Linked DNA regions of Homo sapiens: region 1 is linked to region 2. Evidence: read pairs that join two places in POLR2A ChIA-PET (ENCODE). Cell type or tissue: PC-9. All regions are shown on one strand. Each heading gives the region's core, and the rest is flanking DNA. Links, peaks and the distances in the headings are about the cores only. Region 1 overlaps LOC105374721 (a long non-coding RNA gene). Region 2 overlaps RAI14 (retinoic acid induced 14).

Region 1 (8,958 bases), core at 1,274-6,273, 180 kb before region 2:
AAAGCTGTGAATGTGGAGGAACCAGAATTTTGCTCTGCGTCTAGGGCAACGTTTTATTTGGTTGTTAGAAACACCTAATTAATATACACAATTTTACTTCACGTGCCTGTTGTTTCTTGAAAGGCGAGGGGTTCCTCTTTGAGTATCATGCAATCCCATCTTTATCAAATGTTATTTGAGAAAACTGCCACTGAAAAATCAATAAAACAGTTATTGGAAAAGAATCATCCCGATGAGTGTCCATTAAGTCTCTAGCAAAGATTGATTTCAAATAAAGGACTGTTGTATAAAAAACTAACTCTTGGCTATAAGAGCTTATAATGGTGGAATAGTTTTTGTGTCTGCTTTTAAAAGCTATTTGGATCATTTTCCTCCTTGTCAGCACTCTTTATATCTATGGGATCATTCTTTAATGCAAACATAGTAGTTCAAGGCATAGAATCTGGAGCGAAATTATTTGGACTCATTTCTGGCTTGGTCACTCTCTGAGTTTGGGTTTGCTCAAAATTTGATGAGGATTTGGGTGCAAGCAGCTTATTTGAGAGGTAACAGCAGGAAGTGCCAGTAAGGAAGTGGGGAAGTGATGCAGGAAAGTAAAGACAAACAAGATGGTGGGCATGAAGGAGTGGGCACTGCCGGGTATCTGGGGACCATTCCCGCAGGCATCCACTGGGAAACTACAGAGCTCATGCTTCAGTGGTGCGCTACCCCAGGAGTGAGAAAGCTGGGAATTCATCTACCAGCTCCCATCCTGCATTGGTTGAGGGCTACTCCCGAGGTTGTGAGCTTCCTGGAATTTCTAGCCTGTCCCTGGGCAAGTCGAGCCTGCTCCTGTGGCCAGAGCAGCCCGCTGGTGAGAGTTGTGCTGGCACAGGACCAGTGGGAGACAAGAGAATATGAGAGAGGACCAACAGCATCTGCTGCAGCCCAACCCGTCACACTCAGATCCACTCATGAAACTGTCCAATCAATGATTTCTCAAAGCATCTGGTCATAGTTTCCAAGGAAGAAAAAGATTTATCACAGGCATATTCGTGAGACAAGCTACAGCCCCTTCTGCTGCAGTTAGTCCAAAGGCTCTAACTCTACTCTTCATCATCTGACTCTTCTTTCTCCCACTCTAGGTTCCCCCGACCCCCATCCTGGCCTTCGCTGGTCTAGGTTGTGTGCCCAGTGAGGTAACCTAGACCTTCACCCCTCATTTCCATGTCTTCATCAGCCTATGGTTGCTGTAGTTGTCCGTTCACCATACAGAAGCACCAAGAGGGGACCCGGCTGTCCCCTGAGTTCCAGAGATACTTCCTCTCGCTCCCACTGTGTAGAAGCAAGCCTGCCTCCTGTGACATCCAACATCAATGATCCCTGCCAGGATAGAATTTTTTTTCTTTGGCTTGCTGGACTTCTAGCCAAAGGAGTTTAAGATGACCAATTGACAGGTGTAATATTAGATTCAGTGAAATCTTGACTCTATTCCCTGATATAAGATTCCCTCCACCTCCTTCCCCCTTCCCCACTGCCAATTCACTTTGGGAACCAGGATCTTTAGTTTAGCAGAAAGCAAAGTTAAAGAAACAGGAAGTACAAATTCCCCAAGCCAGTCACTAGGAATGAAAATGAGAGGGTCACTTTCTACTTTTATTTCCTACCCCCGCATATTCTACCTACTAGAGACATAAGCACCATATAATGATGTGATGCATATACTGCATCTTAAAGACCAGTGTCCGAACCCTGTGGTGTATCATTCCCAGCTGGCATCTTAGCTAAGTCTTCATGAGGCTTCATGGCATGTGCTGTAACAAGCGGTCAGTAAATGAGAACTGTTATAGCTGCTGATGTTGATAAATACTCTCCTATAGGATATACATTCAGACCTTAAAAACTAATGTGGAACTTCATATCATGGAGCCCAGAGTAAGACAACCTTTGTTTTTAGGTTCAATTAGGCTGAAGCCTCCAGGTTAAGGAACAAAGCCATGGGGTTGTCTTCCTTTGCAAATTAGGTGACTGGGCTCCCAGAAAAGAAGAGGGGAAAATTACATAAGCAAATTATAGTTTCTCAAGACATATAAATCTTCACTGTGGGGCAAGTCTTACAACGTTGGTGGAAAGCTCTTAGTACTGCCAGTGATGTTCATTCCTTCCCATCTTCCTACCACAAGGCCATGTGGACTAGGTCAAAGCTGTATAAGAGGCTGGGCATGGTGGCTCATGCCTGTAATCCCAGCATTTTGGGAGACCTAAGCAGGAAGATCACTTGCATCTAGCAGTTTGAGAACAGCCTTGCAACATAGCAAAACCTTGTCTCTATAAAAAGTTTTAAAAATTAATTGGGTGCAATGGCACGCACCTGTAGTCCTAAGTCCCAGGTTAACTGAGGTCAGAGGATTACTTGAGCCCAAGAGTTCGAGGTGGTGAGCCATGATTGCACCACTGCACTCCAGTTTAGGCAACAGAGTGAGACTTTGTCTCAAAAGGAAAAAAAAAAATCTGGTATGCGAGATGGAGGTTAGAAGACGGAAGCCCCTGCTCTGCCATCAATTCATCATCAGACATTGGGTCCATTTCTCAACATCTCTAGACCTTAATTCTCCCATCCATTAACTGGATAAAATACTGGCATTCGTTACCTTACTGATAAATAAGATGGTATACATGTGTGAAGGAATTTTAAAGTTAAATACTATTTAATATAAGTTTATATGAAAATTGTCAGCTCTGTAAGAGATGGAACCTGGGCCTTTGAACACAGCCTTCAAAGCAATGCATCTGTAGGAATTATCTGTGGCCATGTATTAACCAGGGTTCTCCAGAGAAACACAACTAATAGGATATATATAGATACATAAGAGGAGATTTATTATGGGAATTGGCTCATGCAGTTATGGAGGGCTGAAAAGTCAGCTGTCTGTGAGCTGGAGAACCAGGAAAGTTGGTGGGGTATAGTACAGTTCAAGGCCAAAGCCCTGAGAACCAAGGAGGGGTGTCCAAAGGTCTGAGAACCAGGAGCACAAATGTCCACGAACAGGAGAAGATGGATGTCTCAGTTCCAGAAGAAAGAGAAAAATTGGCCTTTCCTCTAACTTTTTGTTTCATTTGGCCCTGCTATGGTTTGAATATTTGTCCCCTCCAAAACTCATGTCGAAATGTAATCCGCAATGCACCAGTATTGAGAGGCGGGGGCTATAAGAGGAGATTAGGTCATGAAGGCTCATGGATTCATAAATAGATTAATGGATTATCATGGGAGGGGAACTGGTGGCTTTATAAGAGGAGAAAGAGAGACCTGAGCTAGCACACTCAGCCCCCACACCATGGGATGCCCTGTACTTACTCAGGACTCTGTAAAGAGTTTCCTCCATCAGGAAGGCCCTCATCAGATGTGGCCCCTCAACCTTGGGCTTCTCAGCCTGCATAACTGTAATAAATAAATTTCTTTCCTTTTTTAATTACTCAGTCTCCAGTATGTTCTTATATGCAAAATGAACTAAGACAGGCCCTCAGTGGATTAGATGATGACCGCCACATTGATGAGGGCAATCTCCTCTACTCAGTCTATTGATTCATATACTAATCTATTCTGGCAGCACCCTCACAGACACATCTAGAAATGTCTTACCAGCCATCTGGGCCTCCCTTAGCCCAGTCAAGTTCACACATAAAATGAACCGTCACAGGCACTGGCTTCTTACTTACACTCTGGTCCCTGACCCCTAGTCTTGCTAACCTCTTTTTCCCTTCTCATCTTCAGCCAACTCCCCCAGTCTCTGTCCAGATTTCTATCTCCTCACTCTAGTCACTGACTCTGTTTCTACCTCTTTAGTCCATCTGTGCTTGGCATAATGCCTAGTAACACCTTTTGCCACCTTCTAATGACAATTCTCCCTTGAATCTCCAACTTTGCCCTCTGATTTGACCTTGAAGGTCCTGGCTCCCTTCCTGCCTGAATTCTTCTCCCTATGCCCGGTCTCCCAAACTAAGACAATAACTCTGCTGTTATGTGTTTTTTATAAATGTAGATCAAAGATTGGAGAGAGAGTGTGTGATTTTTAACCAGTCCATGTGAACCACCAGGGTCTCATTTTCAAGTTACAAAAAAGTAAAATTAATCAATTAAAAGAAGGGTCGGGGTGGTTTGTAATATTTTGCCAGCCACAACTGCCAGGATTTTGTTTAGCTTCCAAAGCATCTCGACACATAGCACACAAAGGGAACCTATACCTCAAGGTAGCCGAAACTTAAAGTCACAGTAAAAACTCAGTAATTCTAAATCGATTCCAAATTAGTAAACAATAGAATCTAGTGCAAAATGCATGAGACTGGGTGCCTGGCAAATAACCGGGGCCCAAAAAATTTGCTAATTGATGGAGTGAGAGTCCTAATAGATTATTTTTAGCTCAAGCTTTTTTTATATTTATGCACCATATGGCTCTGAATAAGGGACTTAAGTTCCCTGGGGCCTCCGTTTCTTCATTATAGAATGTTGGCTCTGCGGTTCCTTCCAGATCTAAAATTCTATTCTTTGCACCATCAATGAGATAGAAGTTTCCCTCAGTTCTCTGCTCAAATGTCTCCTTGTTAGAGAGACATTTCTTGGTAATTCTGTATTAACTAGGGTGTGTCTCTTCCCTGTCCCTCTCTATACTCTTACTTTTATTTTTTCTTCATGGTACTATTATATATGTATTCATCGTTTGTCTATTGTTTGTCTCCTGCCACTAGAGTTTAAGTGTCTTGAGAGTGGAGATGTTATCTGGTGTGTTCAAGGTTTTATTGCCAGCACCTAGAACAACGCTGGGCACGATAGGATCACAATGCACAGTCAATGAATTAATGCAGGATTTAAATAAATCATAAAGAATATCAATTTGAGGCTGGGTGCGGTGGCTCACGCCTGTAATCCCAACACTTTGGGAGGCCAAGGCGGGCAGACACGAAGTCAGGAGTTCGAGACCAGCCTGACCAATATAGTGAAACCCCGTCTCTACTAAAAATACAAAAATTAGCTGGGTGTAGTGGTGCACACCTGTAATCCCAGCTACTCAGGAGGCTGAGGCAGGAGAATCACTTGAACCCAGGAGGTAGAGGTTGCAGTGAGCAGAGATCGCGCCACTGCACTCTAGCCTGGCGACAGAGAGAGACTCCATCTCAAAAAATACATATATAAATTTAAGAGGAATATGTACTCCATTTAAGAAAGCAAACTTTTTGAGTACTCTTAGCTCTGTTTCAGAAGTATTCATTTGCTTCTAAAAGAATGTAATTAACTGCAAACTACTCCTGTCCTTTCTAAAACTATCTCCCCTGAAACAGTCTCCCAGGCAATGCTTTCCAATCCTAGTCCTAATTATTTTTCACCTTGAAGGTAATCCATCTGCACATACTTATAGTTATTAAAATTTAGTTTTGGCCAGGTGCGGTGGCTCATGCCAGTAATCTCAGCACTTTAGGAGGCTGATGCACGCAGATCACTAGAGGTCAGGAGTTTGAGACCAGCCTGGCCAACATGGTGAAACCCTGTCTCTACTAAAAATACAAAAAATTAGCTGGGCGTGGTGGCACACACTTGTAGTCCCAGCTACTTAGGAGGCTGAAACAGGAGAATCTCTTGAACCCAGGAAGCAGAGATTGCAGTGAGCCAAGATCACACCATTGCACTCCAGCCTGGGCGACAGAGTGAGACTCTGTCTCCAAAAAAAAAAGAAGAAGAAGAAGAATTAGTTTTATTTGTTCAGGCTGGCTTTCCCTAATTACAATAACCCAATCCCACAGGTTTGGTAGTAGATGGTTTATCATCATATGTCATGCTTCTACTCCATTTGAGGACATGTTTTAGAACACATTATTAAGTGTTCTGTTTCTGTATTGAGATTTCCTGAGTTTGAATCTTGGCTTTGCTACTTCTTAGCTGTGTGATTTGGGACAAGACACTGAGCCTCTCTGGGTCTCCAGTTCATCATTGGTAAAATGGGCACAATAATGATCCTGGTTTTTCGCCATTTGCCCTTGCTATTCTCTATCCTGCTCTGTGTCCCAGGAGGCTGACTCTCAGTCCTCAGCCCCGGGGATCCCTAGGAATGGAACACACAGACCCTGGGCAAGAGATCCAAGGGCAGTAGGAAAGGGGGTGAGAACATTCATCTTCCACTCCCTTCCTCCTTACAGGATTTTGGCAGTGTCTGTCTTCCTTTACCCATGGCCACAGCACCGAAAAAGTAGCCTCTCTGCCATGGCTAAAGATATCATCAGGTTCTGGTGACTCCGCCCTCTCCCTTTGCTCTTTTGGGCCTGGGATGCTAACAGTTTCCTGTTCTTGCTGGTTCCAGATGCATTCGTATTCCTTGAAGATTCCCTTACTACTGTGTACACTTCTGAAAGCAGTCCCTTATTAAAATCCCTCCAGTTAATTCTTTGTTGTGCTGTCTGCCTTCTTCCAAATCCGAACCAAAGCAGCATAAATACACTGCCAGACACTAAGGGAATGAATACATGCACAGCAATTAGAACATTGCCTGACACATTGTAACTTCTCAACTCATGTTAAGCATTATCTACATAAGTCAATGAGGAAAAAATGTACAAGACAGCATATGTCAGCTTATGTGAAAATACATTGTTCAGAATTGACATACCTTCTGTCTAGTAGAAAAAGCCCTACATTTGGGCTTGGCAAAAACAGGCATTATATGCAGTCTTTTGTGCATCGTTTTGAGCAAGTTAAAAAATTTCACTGAGACACATATGGTTGCTGTGAGAATGACAGATGATGTATATGACAATGGTAGACACAATGTCCATTTAACAGCAGGCATTCATATATGTTAATCAAATGAGCAGGGCAGGGGGGTGCTTGGCCAGCTGCAGGGTATCCAAATCCAACCATGCTTAGCAGGGGTCCCCTACTTGGTTTAAGGCTTTGCAGGCACTGTCTCTAAATTCCTAATAATTTTTGAGGAAAGGGGTTTTGCATTTTAATTTTGTATTGGACTCCACAATGATGTAGCTAGTCTGGGAAGAAGGGTTCGCTTTATTTTTCAATTCAGTGATGTTACTCTGTAATTGACTATTTATTTTTGCATCAAACATGGATTCATCACCATCTATCTGAAAGAAAATGAGACTCTTAAAAGATGGCATCTGTGTTAAGACTGTATTAATTAATGAATAAATATCTGCCAAGAAGCTGGTATGTGTTAGGAACTGTGCCAATACTTCTTTGAACCTAAAATGTCCTGCTTTGCAGTTCCAGGCTGAGCTGATCCACATGTGACAGGATTGGAATTGACCTCGCTGTGAACCTTTCAGTCAGATCTGTGGTATCTGAGTCTTGAGAAAAAAAAAGAAAAGAAAAAAGTTTCTTATTTCATCACAGCACTGTGACTCAGATTTGGACAGTGAATCATATAAACTCAATTAGAAGAACAGGCAGTTAAATCCTCCAATTAGAGGATTTTAAAATCTGGGAACACCATAACAAACTTGGAATGACTTAGGGGATGATGCACCACTATTCCAGGATCCCAAGTCTACATAATTAAAATGCACAGAAGCAGCCAAAATGATTACCTCCTCAGGGTAGTAATTGACACCCAGTAGGTGTGCTCTGACCTTGACGGAGGATGGAGTAAAAACAGAACAAACAAATTTGAACCTTTAAGGAAATAATGACTCTGCCAGCAGCAGGGAAGACAGAACCACTTCCAACGCATCCTGTTGGTAGCCTAATAATGTGTGCACCCCGTAGAAATTTATCTAGGTCATTCAACAAGAAGGGATACATCCCGAATGAACAGGCAGCAAGGGCATCAATCCACACATGCTTATTTCTCAAGTGAGGCAGGAAGGGCTCTTTCCTTCTGAGGGTCTTAAATGTTTAGCTGGAATCTAAAGGGGGTAAATGGAGCAGAATCTAGGAGCATAGCTTCTGTGGCAGGGGACAGGCTTTCCTTTGCTAAAGTGAACCACTAAGTGAGAGCATTTCTCTCTTGCTTACATATTCTCACACACACACAAACACACACACACACACACACCCCCAAACCCAATACATCCACCTTTACAACACTAGTTAATACCATCTCTAAGATCATAGTAAAGATATAGACTCTATAGAGAATTAGGGCAGATATGGAGGGCAGGGAGGGGAGAGTTGACAGAGAAGGTAGCTCTTGATTTATATAAATAGTTCTAAAGTACAGAGGCTGGTATTTGTCTTTATTATTTATAAGTTTGCCAGGTTATTTTCCCATTGGGCTGTGGACTACTCAAGGTCAATGCTTAGTACAGAATTGGTCTCAGTATGGGTTTAGGCTGGAAGAAAGAATGAAGGAAATGCAGTGACTTTTCAAAGTCCTATAAGCAGGGCTGAAACTAGTCTATAACATCTTTTCCCCTTCAGATTGCCTTTGATGTTCTAATGCAACTGAATACAAATGTTGAAGGAGAGGAAATGGATGCAGAGTGTGATATGTTCTGTGCTCCAAACCCCCTAGGTAGCCAGAGGATGTGTCTAAGCAAGCTCATGCTATTGCTTACCTTAAACAGCTATAGGGAGCAAATACTGTGAGGAAAAAGAACCCTGACCCAGATACAAATCACGGAGCATTAGTCTTGGGAAACCCCAGAGACAGACAGGGTGGGGAGCTCTCATGGACCAAAGATCAATGGTGAGTCAAAGAGGCAGCCTCATCAACATGGCAATGGCCAACAGATGTTTATTGCCAGGACTATCAGACTCTGGTTGTGGGTTTCTGTGATGTACAGTGGGAGATGGGTGTGACTACTGCTTTGTATGTTAATGAACCATCTGATAATAGAGAGTGCAGTAAATATTTGTTGAGTGAGTGTCATTGAGTGGGCAGGTCTACAAGGATCTACATGTTTATTATTAAAAATAATAATTTGGCACTATAAGTCAATGCTTGTCATAAAGACTGGAGTACCGCGCCCTGGGTCAGA
Region 2 (8,958 bases), core at 1,789-6,788:
CTTTGTTTTGGCCAATTTCTCCCATTTGGAATGGGTGTAATTGCCCAATACCTGTACCCCCATTGTATCTAGGAAGTAATGAGCTTGCTTTTGATTTTACAGGCTCCTAGGTGGAAGGGACTTGCCTTGTCTCAGATGCGACTTTGGACTGTGGACTTTTGGGTTAATGCTGAAATGAGTTAAGACTTTGGGGGAACTGTTGGGAAGGCATGACTGATTTTGAAATTTGAGGATTGAAATCTCTCCACATGAGATTTGGAGGGACCAGGGGCAGAATGATATGATTTGGCTCTGTGTCCCTACCCAAATCTCATCTAAAATTGTACTCCCATAATTCCTACATATTGTGGGGGTACCCAGTGGGAGATAATTTGAATCATGGGTGTGGCTTCTCCCATACTGTTCTTGCAGTAGTGAGTAAGTCTCACGAGATCTGATGGTTTTAGTAGGGGTTTCCACTTTTGCATCTTCGTCATTTTTCTCTTGCCACCACCAAGTAAGAAGTGCCTTTCACCTCCTGCCATGATTCTGAGGCCTCCCCAGCCATGTGGAACTGTAAGTCCAATTAAACCTCTTTTTCTTCCCAGTTTTGGGTATGTCTTTATCAGCAGCATAAAAACAGACTAATACAATTGCTAAGATCACAGCATTTTTCATTTTAGAGCTATTTTCAAAGTTGGATTAAGTATATTGAGAACAAAGGATTTTAGACACTTAAATGGGTAATTGTTGCCCAGGGTCAAAGCTCTTTGGCTTTGCTTTTCCTCTCTCTGTTCCCTCCACTGGCTGGACCTGCCCCAAATGCAGAGGTCAGGAGAGCCTGGGAAACGTAGTTGGCTGTGATAGACAGCAGAGTAAGGGAGGGTGGAGATGGATCTCAGAACCCACAGCAGCGAGCGACCTGCACTCAGCCGCTATCACACTGGGGCTGCTGGAGCGGGAGATTCTCATGCTGAGCAGCAACCAGCCTGCTCAGAGGCTGGGGTACATGAGATCATTAGCGTGTGCCAGTTCTTTAGAAGCACTTCTGCTTTCCCTGCTCAGTTCCTGCCTTCCAAGATGCTGTCGCTGCCACCGCCACCGCCCCCACCACCCCCACCACCCCCACCACCCCCCACCCCATTCCACCAAGTCTGGCGTATCATTCAAGGCCCAATTTACCATCTCTTTCCTGAAGCCATTTCTAAAATTTCCTGAGTGAGTGCTGTCTTGCCACTGCCTCTCTGAAATCACCTAGGATTTGGTGGGTTTTGGTTTCCTACGTACTTGTCTGATTTCTGTTATCAAATTATCAAGGCGAGAGCCCAATCTTTCCTACTAAGAAAGGAATTGTTTCTTATTAATTATGTTAATACTGAATGTCCCAACACCGGGCTAGGTTCTCATGGAGAGCCTCTGCTAGGGCAGTGCAGAAGGGAAATGTAGGGCTGGGACCCCCTCATAGAGTCCCTACTGGGGCACCACCTAATGGAGCTGTGAGAAGAGGGCCACCATCCTCCAGACCCCAGAATGGTAGATTCACCGACAGTTTGCACCGTTCACCTGGAAAAGCTGTAGACACTCAACACTAGCCCGTGAGAGCAGCTGGGTGGGAGGCTGTACACTGCAAAGCCACAGGGGCGGAGCTGCACAAGACCATGGGAGCCTACCTCTTGCATCAGTGTGACTTGGATGTGAGGGACTCTGTGAGGGGGTCCCAACCCTACATTTCCCTTCTGCACTGCCCTAGCAGAGGTTCTCCATGAGCACCTAGCCCAGTGTTGGGGCATTCAGTATTAACATAATTAATAAGAAACAATTCCTTTCTTATTAGGAAAGATTGGGCTCTCGCCCTGATAATTCGATAACAGAAATCAGATAAATACCTAGGTAACAAAAACCGTGTCATTCATTCAGCCAACAGTTTATTCATTCAACTTAGAGATCTCGTCAATTTCCATCAGGTGTTTCCCATCTGATGCTCTCAATCACCCTGAAGTAAATTTACGAAGAGGGAAGTGGGGATCAGAGAAGTTCTGAAATTAGTACAAATCGCCTGTTCTACATACTGGAGTCTGGGGGTGTGTCAGTGAATACAACATAGAAATCATTTGCCCTAATGGAGATTTCATAATGCCCAAGTACCATTTCCAGACTATCCTTATGAAGCCAAACAATCCTGAAGAAAAAGAGCAAATGCTCTGGTTAAATGTCGTGGGCCCCGGGTGCGGTGATTCACACCTGTAATCCCAGCACTTTGGGAGGCCGAGACGGGCAGATCGCTTGAGGTCAGAAGTTCAAGACCAGCCTGGCCAACATGGTGAAATGCCGTCTGTACTAAAAATACAAAAATTAGCTGGATGTGTAGATGCACGCTTGTAATCCCAGCTACTCGAGAGGCTGAGGCACATGAATCGCTTGAACCTGGGAGGTGGAGGTTGCAGCGAGCCGAGATGGTGCCACTGCACTCCAGCTTGGATGACAGAGTGAGACCCAGTCTCAAAAAAAAAAAAAGGATGAGGGGTGGTTCCTCAGTCCTTGAGTATGTGATCTTCCATCTCAGTGTCCTCTCCCTCCTGTTCCTCAGAAGTAGTACTGCTGATTCTATTAATTAGCACATCACAGGCACTTAAAGGATAGTAATCCTGTTTTTTTTTATAGCATTCATTTTTTACATGCCAGTCATTTATTATACCTTTTGAGCAGGGAAAGGCAACAAATGTTTCCATCTCAAACTTTCTGCTACATCAGTTCCTAATAGAAGCAGTGATCAGCTATTGCAGCTGCTTTTGAAATCACTGAAAGCCGGGCAGCCCATCACTTTTCTGCTGAAAAGATTTGTCTCTGGGCCAATAGAGTTAATTCTACAGAGTAGAATTTAGTTTTTCAAGGCTTTTATAACTAAAGTTATAAGATAGTGCTGCCTTCCTTACCCTCAGTATAATCTGAAATGGGAATCCAGACCTTTTAATCCTATTGTTAGGATTGGCCTGCTGAAATATTCTGTGTGCGCTAAGCCTCATTTGAACTCAGTGACCTAGAATTTAGATATTGCAGCAAATGAGTGCCATAGAACACTTGGTAGGCTGGAATGGAATCCTAGACTTTTAGAGGAGAAAAGGCTTAGTAATTCTGTAGATCAGATGAGTACACTGAAGTAAGTGAATTTGAGTGGCTTTAAATTGTCCCATAGCTTGGGGTTGGCAGAGTTGAGACCAAAATCAAGGACTAATGACTTTTAGTTTGTATATATTTTTTAAGACAGACTCACTCGGTAGCCCAGGCTGGAGTGCAGTGGTGTGATCTCAGCCTCACTGTAACCTCTGCCTCCTGGATTCAAGCAATTCTCATGCCTCAGCCTCACGAGTAGCTGGGATTTCAGGCATGTGCCACAATACTTAGCTAATTTTTGTATTTTTTAGTAGAGATGTGGGTTTCACCATGTTGGCCAGGCTGGTCTTAAACTCCTCACCTCAAGTGATCCACCTGCCTTGGCCTCCCCAAGTGCTAGGATTACAGGGATGAGCCACTGCGCTCAGCTCCAGTTTATACTTCTTTCTACTGTGCCAGTGGTCCTAAAAATCGAATGTGTATAAGAGTCATCTCCCGGGTAGGGGAGCTTGCAGGGCTTCTCCCCTGGCGTCAGGACAGGATCCCGACATTGCGCATGTCCAGCCCATTCCCCGGTGATGCGGATGCTGCTGGCCCGGAAACCATACTTTGAGAACCACTGCACGACACTGTTGGGAAGCAAAATCGAGCTCATGTCATAAAGGACACAGCTTTCTCTCCTAAGAATGTAAATTACAACCTGAGAAAAATATCTGTTTATGCCAGTATATAGGTGTGCCTTGACGTGAGAAAACTCAAAAAGTTCAGGCTAAAAAAGCAAATTCAAAACTAAAGATTTACATGACCTAAAAATTAATTCTGTGTGCTAGGAAAATAAAGTCTCTGCCTTCATGGTACACACAGTCTAATAGGGCAGACAGACAATAAACAGATACCTCTTTACTATAATGTCAAATACATTCAAGAAAATAAAGAAGACATTGGACTGTGCGAATAAACCTGGAGAAGGAAGCCCTCTCAGCAGATTCCTGAATGGAGTGAGGGATTCAGCTGCGTACTTTTCTGCAGGAATGGCTCTCCTGGTGGAAGGAACTGCAAGGCAAAGGCCCTGAGGTGGAAGGACGCTTGATGTGCTCAGGAAACAGCAGAGAGCCCAGTGAATAGGGAGAGTCCTAGAAGGTAGGTCAAAAGGGAGCCAGGACACTGCGTGTAGAGCCTTGTATGCTACAGGAAGGAATTTACCTAATTTTAAAAATATGATCTAATATTAAAAATATTTTAATCCTGTTTTTTAAAATATTATTTAATATCATTAGTTTTTTTCTCTCCAGAAAGACATCATATAAAAAGAGTACAATAAAAATATAAGCAGTTTGAGGTGGTCAGGATACAAGGCTCCTGTTGCAGAACTGAGATGCTGAGGCTCTCAAGGGATTGTGGGAAAGTTGTTATGTACCATGAAGTATTTGAGTCTCTTCCTGATCACAGTCACTCCTTTCTTGGAAATGAAGATTTTTTAAAAGGAAAGAAGGGAGTCGTGGGTGTATTAGGGAGAAAATACCCTTGGGGCAGGGCAGTGATCTTTGACACATTTCCTAACCTCTCTGAGCATCAGTGCTTCCATCTGTGAAATGAAGATGTTGGACCAGTTATTCTTCTGCAACGTCCTAACACTCTGGTATTCTGGGGTGTGGCTAATGCTGGTAGGGTCGTGTATGGTCATTTCTTTGTGTGAGCGTTGGTGGCTTGCTTCATTTGGGGAAGTGAATATTGGTTGCAGAGGCAATGGAAGGAACTGATCATGGTAACAGACGCCCTGGTGGTGAAGAAGGCAAGAAAGACTGGTTTGAGAGAAATTTTCAGTGAATGAATATGCCTGAGAAATTGAAGTCTTGTAAAAGTAGCCAGTGAGTTTGTATTTCCTCCCAATATCTATTTCAGCCGGTAATCAGAAACCAGAATAATTGTGTTTGTTATTATTCTGAAAGATAGAAGGAGCTTTCTGGGTTATAACTTAAGAGTTTTTGAATAGCAACAGTTCAAGCCTCCTTTGGCTTAAGAGCCTTGAGAATTATCCCAGCCTTGTCCCATGGTATTTATTTTGGGAAGGTTTGCACAACTTGTTGAGTGGTTTGGTAGGAAATGAAACCTCTCTTGCAGGCTCTGTTTGCTTCTGTGCTTGGGTTATATCCCCATCTATTTGAGAGCCCTGGCAACCCTAATCTGTCCCACTGAGAACACTGTTTGCTTTTTTGCCAAATACTTCCAGATTTTAGTTTAAACTTTGATTTTTAAAGACTAGCACAACCAGTAGGTTATATTACATAGGGTGTCACTGTTTTTTGTTTTTTGTTTTTTTGGGACAGGGTCTTGCTCTGTTGCCCACGTTGGAGTGCAGTGGCACGATCATAGCTCACTGCAGCCTCAACCTCTCAACCTCCTAGGCTTAAGTGATCCTCCCTCCTCACCCTCTCAAGTAGGTGGGACTATAGGTACGTGGCACCTCACCTGGCTAATTTATTTTTGTACTTTTTGTAGAGATGGGGTTTCACCATGTTGCCCAGGCTTGTCTTGAACTCCTGAGCTCAGGTGATCCACTTGCCTCAGCCTCCCAAAGTGCTGGGATTACAGGCATGAGCCACTGCCCCCAGTTGTGTGCATAGTGATTTAACAAATGGTGCCGTTTCTCAGTAAAATGATAAAGAACCAGCTCTAATTGCAGAATGCCTGGGTTAGAATCCAGAAATTACTTGTAATTTCTGGGACTTTGGGCAAGTTATTAAGTTAGTGCAAAAGTGATTGTGGTTTTTGCCATACTTTTAATGGCAGAAACCACAGTTACCTTTGCACTAACCTAACAGCAAACTTCTCTGCCTCAGTTTTCCTCGTCTGTTAAATGGGAGTAATAAAGTTTACTCCAACCCCTCACAGGCTTGTTGTGAGGATGAAATGAGTTAAAACTTAAGATGTTCCTAGAGTGTAATGTTTCCATAGAGTACCTGCTATTATTATTGATGTTGTTGTTATTCAACTGCCTCAGATTGGTTTAGAAATGAGGGAACTGAAGTTAAGCACTGTAGCAACAAGGCAGCTGACCAGCCTTGTCACCTGGGCCTCCTGAATCACCCTCCAGCCTCCTGGCATGCTCCCTATTGTGCCTCCGTTGGTCCCTCCATCATTCATTCAGGCTGCCACCCGGCTGCTATTTGAGGCTGCTAGGGACATCAGTGAGTTGACTTTCTCTTCAGGAAAAAGAAAATGAGAGCGAGAGAAAGAGAGTGCACTACAAAACTCTTATTAGCACTGAAACCTTGGAATCTTTCCAAGTGACAAGAGTAGGGACATTCCAAATATCAATAAGCAGCAAAGGGATCAAAGTCATTTTGTGTAAATCTTCAGGCTGCTTATTTGTGCCATTTTGCTACATTGCTGCTGAAGGGCCCCAGCTGAGTTTTATAAGCAAATCTAAACATTTCCTATTGTAATGAAATGTAAAACAGCAGATTCCTTTATTTGTGGAACATATCCATAAAATTGTTTTTATGGCTAAGTTTGTTTTCAAACAAACTTTGAAACAATGGGTGCCTTGGCAAAAAACGATGGTGTGACCCTCTTCAATAAATAGTGTGGGAAAATTGGATATCCATATGTAGAAGAATGAAATTGGACCCTCCTCTCTCCCTATATACAAATATCAACTCACAATGGATTCAAGACTTAAATGTAAGACCTGAAACTGTAAAACTACCAGAATAAAACATAGGGGAAACACTTCAAAACATTGGTCTAGGCAAAGATTTCATTGCTAAGACCTCAAAAGCGTAGACAGCTATAACAAAAATAGACAAATCGGATTATATTAAACTAAAAAGTTTTGGCACAGCAAAGGAAAGAACAAAGTGAAGAGACAACCTGTCGAATGAGAGAAAAATATTTGCAAACTATTCATCAAGGAACTAATATCCGGAATACACAAGGAACTCAAATAACTTGACCATCAAAAAATAAATAATCCCATTAAAAAGTGGGCTAAGGACATGAATAGATATTTCTCAAAAAAAGACATACAAATGGCCACAGCTATATGAAAAAAAATACTCAACATCACTAAGCATCAGGGAAATGCAAATCAAAACCACAATGAGATGTTATCCTACCCCAGTTAGAATGACTATTATTACAAAGGAAAAATAACAGATTCTGGAAGGATGCAGAGAAAAGAAAACTCATACACTGTTGGTGGGAATGTAAATTGGTTAAACTACTGTGAAAAATAAAATGGAGCTTCCTCAAAAAATTAGAACTACTGTACATCCAGCACTTCCACAACTGGGTGTTTATCCAAAGGAACAGAAATTGTGAAGTCCTAGCTAAAGCAATCAGACAAGAGAAAGAAACAGCATCCAAATTGGAAAGGAAAAAGCCAAGTTATTCTTGTTTGCAGATGATATGATTTTATATTGGAAAAAAACCAAAGACTCCACCACAAAACTATTAGAACTGATAAACAAGCCTGGGCGCAGTGGCCCACATCTGTAATCCCAGCAGTTTGGGAGGCTGAGGTGGGCAGATCATTTGAGGTCAGGAGTTTGAGACCAGCCTGGCCAACATGGTGAAATCCTGTGTCTACTTAAAAAAAAAAAAAATAGCCAGACATTGTGGCACCTCCCATAGCAGGCACTGTGCCTGTCATCCCAGCTACTTGGGAGGCTGAGGAAGGAGAATCTCTTGAACCCGAGAGGCAGAGGTTGCAGTGAGCCGAGATTGCACCATTGCCCTCTAGCCTTGGTGACAGAGTGAGACTCTGCACAAAAATAAACAAACAAACAAAAAAACTGATAAGCAAGTTCAGCAAAGTTGCAGGATACAAAATCAACATAAAAAATCAGTAGCATTTCTATATGCCAACAGCAAACCATCTGAAAAAAAGTGAATCAAGTAATTCTATTTACACTAGCCACAAATAAAATAAAATACCTAGAAATAAAGTTAACCAAAGAAATAAAAGATCTCTACAATGAAAACTATAAAACATTGATTAAAGAAATTGAAGAGGACACACACAAAAATGGAAACATTCTTTAACAATATTGATTCTTCCAACCATGAACATGGAAGAATGTCCATACTATCCAAGCAGTCTACAGATTCAATGCAATCCCTATCAAAATACCAATGACATTTTTCACAGAAATAGAAAAAAAAAAAACCTAAAGTTCATATGAACCCACAAAAGACCCAGAACAGCAAAGCTATCCTGAGCAAAAAGAGCAAAACTGGAAAAATCCCATTACCTGACTTCAAATTATACTACAGAGCTATAGTAACTAAAACAGCATGGTACTGGCATGAAAACAGATACACAGACCAATAGAGCGGAACAGAGAACCCAGAAACAAATCCATACATCTACAGTAAACTCATTTTTGACAAAGGTGCCAAGAACATACATTGGGAAAAGGACACACTCTTCAGTAAATGGTGGTGGGAAAACTGGATCTCCATATATAGAAGAATGAAACTAGACCCCTATCTCTTGCCATATACAAAAACCAAAATGGATTAAAGATTTAAATCTAAGACCTCAAACTATGAAACTACTATAAGAAAACATCGAGGAAACTCTGTAGGGCGTTGGGTTGGGCAAAGATTTCTTGAGTAATACCTGACAAGCACAAACAACCAAAACAAAAATGGACAAATGGGGATCATATCAAGATAAAAAGCTTCTGCACAGCAAAAGAAATGATCAGCAAAGAGATAACCCACAGAATGGGAGAAAATATTTGCAAGCTACCCATCTGACAAGGGATTAACAACCAGTATATAAGGAGCTCAAACAATTCTATAGGGAAAAAAATCCAATAATCTGATTTAAAAATGGGCAAAAGGTACAGTTGCAGTGGC

Evidence for each region. Peaks named below come from ENCODE experiments on the same cell type or tissue, not always from the same donor. Only the 100,000 strongest peaks of a DNase experiment are listed, where the experiment ranks them.
Region 1: POLR2A ChIA-PET joins it to region 2 with 9 read pairs; 1 of 35 experiments calls an interaction of 5 or more read pairs at or near these places.

What each region holds. Positions count from the first base shown.
Region 1 is chr5:34,590,998-34,599,955 of GRCh38, forward strand. It overlaps LOC105374721 (a long non-coding RNA gene), which reads left to right. Exons shown (of 3, transcript XR_925916.3): 3 at 1-224. Among named protein-coding and RNA genes, the nearest start is that of RAI14-DT, 61 kb to the right of the region's middle. In PC-9, for the core only: no CTCF peak of the experiment used is centred there; no DNase peak of the experiment used is centred there; H3K27ac peaks cover 510 bases.
Region 2 is chr5:34,766,509-34,775,466 of GRCh38, forward strand. The region is part of intron 3 of RAI14 (retinoic acid induced 14); the gene reads left to right. Among named protein-coding and RNA genes, the nearest start is that of TTC23L, 68 kb to the right of the region's middle. RefSeq lists an enhancer at 4,700-4,799. In PC-9, for the core only: no CTCF peak of the experiment used is centred there; a DNase peak (open chromatin) is centred at 4,723; H3K27ac peaks cover 677 bases.